2 separate regions of the Homo sapiens genome follow, and region 2 is linked to region 1. A link is a loop called in an ENCODE intact Hi-C map of the cell type or tissue named here. Cell type or tissue: breast epithelium. All regions are shown on one strand.

The links. Hi-C counts contacts between places; a loop is a spot of excess contacts. Peaks named below come from ENCODE experiments on the same cell type or tissue, not always from the same donor. Only the 100,000 strongest peaks of a DNase experiment are listed, where the experiment ranks them.
Region 2: a loop joins it to region 1, with 2.9 times the contacts of the local background. A loop is called at or near these places in 2 of 110 quality-filtered maps.

The regions. Positions count from the first base shown.
Region 1 is chr17:81,271,477-81,273,976 of GRCh38, forward strand. SLC38A10 (solute carrier family 38 member 10) reads right to left here. Exons shown (of 16, transcript NM_001037984.3): 9 at 1,040-1,151. Among named protein-coding and RNA genes, the nearest start is that of SLC38A10, 23 kb to the right of the region's middle. In breast epithelium, no CTCF peak of the experiment used is centred here; a DNase peak (open chromatin) is centred at 1,305.
Region 2 is chr17:81,600,608-81,603,107 of GRCh38, forward strand. The region is part of intron 8 of NPLOC4 (NPL4 homolog, ubiquitin recognition factor); the gene reads right to left. Among named protein-coding and RNA genes, the nearest start is that of NPLOC4, 35 kb to the right of the region's middle. RefSeq lists an enhancer at 819-978. In breast epithelium, a CTCF peak has its summit at 1,106 (motif pointing left); a DNase peak (open chromatin) is centred at 1,101.

The DNA of each region.
Region 1 (2,500 bases):
CGTGCGAGTTCCCCTGTGATGTCATCCTCTGATGACAACGAGCTCTGTCTTGTCTGCTAGGGAGTGGGTGCATTTGGGTAACATAAATATGTTCAGAGCCTTCAACGCTTCCCTTGGTAATGCATCACCAAAATCAGAAGTCAAAAGAATCAACAGGACAGCATGCGCTGTTCTAGAATAGTTGGTTCTACAAATTGAGCCTGTGTCCCGGCACTGCAGTCTCTCTCTGCCCAGGTGTCAATGGGTGCCTGCTGTTCCATCAAGCTGACAGATTTTTTTTTTTTTTTTTTTTTTGGCTGGAGTGTAGTGGAGCGATCTCAGCTCACTGCAAGCTTCGCCTCCCAGGTTCACGCCATTCTCCTGCCTCAGCCTCCCAAGTAGCTGGGACTACAGGCACCCGCCACCACGCCCGGCTAATTTTTTTGTATTTTTAGTAGAGACGGGGTTTCACCGTGTTAGCCAGGATGGTTTCGATCTCCTGACCTCGTGATCCGCCCGCCTCGGCCTCCCAAACTGCGGGGATTACAGGCGTGAGCCACTGCGCCCAGCAAGCTGCCAGATTTTTTTTTTTTTGAGACGAAGTTTCTCTCTTGTTGCCCAGCCTGGAGTGCAATGGCGCAATCTTGGCTCACTGCAAACTCCTCCTCCCGGGTTCAAGTGATTCTTTTGCCTCAGCCTCCCAAGTAGCTAGGATTACAGGCATGCACCATGACGCCCTGCTAATTTTGTATTTTTAGTAGAGACGGGGTTTCTCCACATTGGTCAGGCTGGTCTTGAACTCCCAACCTCAGGTGATCCACCCACCTCAACCTCCCAAAGTGCTGGGATTACAGGTGTGAGCCACCGCACCTGGCTCAAGTTGCCAGATTTTATCCCCTGCCTTTCTCTGTGGGCCAGAGAAAAACTGACAAAGTCTCTAGACTTTTTTAAGAGACCAGAGAAGATGGTCTCTGTGCAGGTCTCGTAACTGTGCAGGTCTTGGTTGATGCCGAAGCCCCGGGTCCCACTCCCCGGCAACAGGGCAGCCCTCCCGCCTTACCGTTGGGGATAAGGATGCCACCAACCATGGTTCCAAACACCACAGAGAGGGTAAGTGCTTTAAACCGGAGAGGGGGCATGTAGCCCCCTGCTGCAAAGGTGCCATCTTTTTGCTGTACAAAAGAAAAACAAAAGGTTTTGAAATGACTGATTTCCTCCACCACTCTCCTAGAAAGCAAAGCCTGAAAGGGCTCTGCCAGGCACACCAGGCACATCTCCACGTGAGGCCGGCCGCGCACTCACCTGGCAGGTGAGCCTGACCAGCACAATCAGATCTGGCTGAGCAACTTAAACGGGAACCTGCAGCATGCCAGGAAGGCACGAGGGCTTCTCACCCCAGGCACAGACCGTACATTTTACAACTTCCTTTTGAAATGTGAGTATCGAGTCCTTCCGTTTTCCTTTTTGCTTTTAGAGCAATACCACGAGAGTTTTTTAAGTGCCAGGAAGTATGGAGAGCAAAACACAGGCTGCACAGCGCCGCTCCTGACAAATGCCCCAGGACTCTCCTGGCCCACAGGTTTCAGGGTGCAGGCAGAACCCCCCCAAACACACGCACACATGGCCGTGTTATCTCCAGCAGATGTGCAACAAGCAGTGAGCAATTTCAAAGTCCAGGAAGAAGAAGAGAGAAGGGCACGATGAGGCCCTAATTTCAAGTGCCTGTTTTGGCCCCAGTGTGCAGCCAGGACTCTACTGATCTGCACCGGGATGCCAGGGCCATTCATTCCGGAGGAGGCGGCAGAGCCAAGGACGGATGGCCTCAGACGCCACCTGCCCCAGGACCCCCAGCTGTGGTCTCTAGTACAGGACACAGGAGCCAGACCACCTGGCTCAAATCCTTGCTCTGCCACTCACCAGCCCCACCTGTGTGTCCCTAGGCAAGTGACTTCTCGGTGCCTCAGTTTCCTCATCTGTCAACAGAAGCATCTCCTCATCCAGCCGTGGTAAGGACCAAATAAGTTAACACACAGGACGGACTGGCCGTGATGACTCTCCCTGGGCTAGGAAACAACTGCAGAACTTTCTAGAACTAGTTTTGAAGCATGCCATTTTCAGAATGGACTTTTACATAGGATGGACTGTGGAAGACGGAGCCAGAAGTTCCTATCGGCCTCAGGGCGGTAATTTGTATACAGGCCATGGAGGTGGGGGGTTAGGTCCATCACACAAGAGTCCCGGTCCTAGAACTTTACCTATGACATAGACCCAGAGAAGGGGAGAGGGGACTTTAGCACGAAGACTGTCGTGAGATGGTTAGCCACGAGAGGTCAAGGGTGAAGGAGCAGTGCACCCAGGCCCCCGCAACAGGTGGAGAAGCAAGGAAGCAGAGCCCCTGCAGGCTTGTAGGGACCGTGGAGAAACGCTCACGGCACATGGGCCGAAGACAAGAAAGCAGGTGGCATGGCCGCAGCCGCACCTCCGGGAAAGGAGCAGCCACGGGCGCTGACGGAGGAAACAG
Region 2 (2,500 bases), 330 kb after region 1:
GTTGTGCTGCACCTTTTACCAGGGCTGCAAAACATGTGGCATGCAGGGCCCAGCTGATGTGTGCTGCACAGCTCTGCATCAGGAGCACTCAGGACTAAGGCAAGGCAAGGTCTACACACTCTGCCTGTTTTAAAAGTTCCTTCATCAGGGAATTAAGTTACTTTCAAACTTCCTTGGATAAGTAGCTTCACTCCAAACAGGTTTGGCTAAATTAGGCAAGACTCAAACTGTAAGGTAACATCCATTCCCACAAAACAGCCTTGGAAAATCTGTGTGCCACTCCTGCAGAGACAATGCTTGGCTTCACAGCTAAGATACTCAGTTACAGGGACACTATGAACTCCACAGAGAGCGATGAGCTCACCAACCCTAAGGAAGGGAAAAGGTGTTCAAAAATCAACCACCTCCTTTCATCTGGCACAGGGCAGTCGATGAGTTGTAGCTTCGACTGGCTCCCATGCAACTGAAACCAACCACAGCACATCACTTCCCAGAGTGGACCAAGCTTACCGAAATCATTAATGTTCACTTAAATGTAGCTTGCGGGTCATTCAAAGGTATCATTCTATGCAGAAACCCCAGCCATAAGAATAGGAAAGGTAAAGGTAATCTCAAATTGAGTTACAGTAACTGGGCATATCCTTGTAAATTAGTGAAAATCTGGCAAACCACAAAGAAGTTTACGTTTGCTGGGTATTACCCATATGGAGGTCATTAATACCTCCAGAACGTAGGTTAAATCACAAACTCAGAGAAAAAGCTAAGGAAAAGGAGTTGTTTAATGACATGTGGCAGCATAAGCTGCATAAGCAAATTTTTGTGTGTGTATTTTTAGTAGAAACGGGGTTTTGCCATGTCAGCCAGGCTAGTCTTGAACTCCTGGCCTCAAGTGATCTGCCTTGCCCCTACAAAGTGCTGGGATTATAGATGTGAGCCACCACGGCTGGCCTCAATTATACTTTTAATAGAACCGTTGAGCTCTCCATGAAAGAGACCCTTTAAAAAAACTGAATCTGAATACTGTGTGCTTCGAAAAGCAGCATCCTGAGTACAGCACAGTGACCTAAGGGTTGAGACTTCACTGGCGGGGTCTCTACTGCCATCTAGTGTCTCTTTTTAAAAGAACCATGGCAAAGGCCTCATGAAACACTACATCTATTGCTATACAAAGATACCAAAAATGTCACTGAAAATCCGTATAAATACAGCCAAGAAAGACACACATTTGTGCAGGGGCCACTAGCAAGCCTGTACACCAGCTGTTACCCATGCATAGCCTGCAGTTTCAGACTCTGATCAGCAAACTCTGAAAGCAGCTGCAGGGCACCCCAGCCTGCCTCCCAGGCAGGTTATCTAAATAGGAGGCTAGCCATCCGGTGATCTCCACAAGACAGTGTTAGGTGGAAAAAGTGCACATATTATACGTACAAAGAAACAAAGAAGGGGGATAGTATGAATGTGCGTGCATGCATGCGTGTGTGTATGTGCTTACACTAAAAATGTCACATACAAAAAAAACAAAACTAGCCAGGCTCAGTGGCATACACCGATAGTCCCAGCTACTTGGGAGAAAGAGGTAAGAGGATCTCGCTCAGGAGCGAGACCTTGTTTCAAAACAAAACAAAACAAACAAACAAACAAACAAAAAACAAACTTTTGCCAAGCACAATGGCTTATGCTGGTAATTCTAGTACTTTAGGAGGCCAAGGCAGTAGGATCACTTGAGGCCAGGAGTTTGAGACCAGCGTGGGCCACACAGAGACCCTCCCTGTATAAAAAAAAAAATTAAACAATTAAACAATTAAAAAAAAATCAGGCCGGGCGCAGTGGCTCACGCCTATAATCCCAACACTTTGTGAGGCTGAGGCGGGTGGATCACGAGGTCAGGAGTTTGAGACCAGCCTGACCAACATGGTGAAACCCTGTCTCTACTAAAATTACAAAAATTAGCCAGGCGTGGTGGCGGCACCTGTAATCCCCGCTATTCAGGAGGCTGAGGCAGGAGAATCACTTGAACCCGGAAGGCGGAGGTTGAAGTGAGTGGAGATCATGCCACTGCACTCCAGCCTGGGTGACAGAGTAAAACTCCGTCTCAAAATTAAAAAAAAAAAAAAAAATCAAACTTCAGGAAGTCCAACTAAAAAGATTTAGGCTGAGCATGGTGGCTTATGCTTGTAATCCCAGAATTTTGGTAGGCTGAGGCGAGTGAACTGTGTGAGCCCAGGAGTTCCAGACAAGCCTGGGTAACATGGCGAGATCTGTCTCCACACACACTATATATGTATATACACATACATACATATATATGTATATATACACACACACATATATATATACACACACATATATATACACACATATATATACACAAATACACACACACACACACACACACACACACACACACATATAAAAGTCAGACATGGTGGTGCACGCCTGTAGTCCCAGACACTTGGGAGGCTGAGGCAGGAGGATTGCTTGAGCCCAAGAGGGCTGCAAT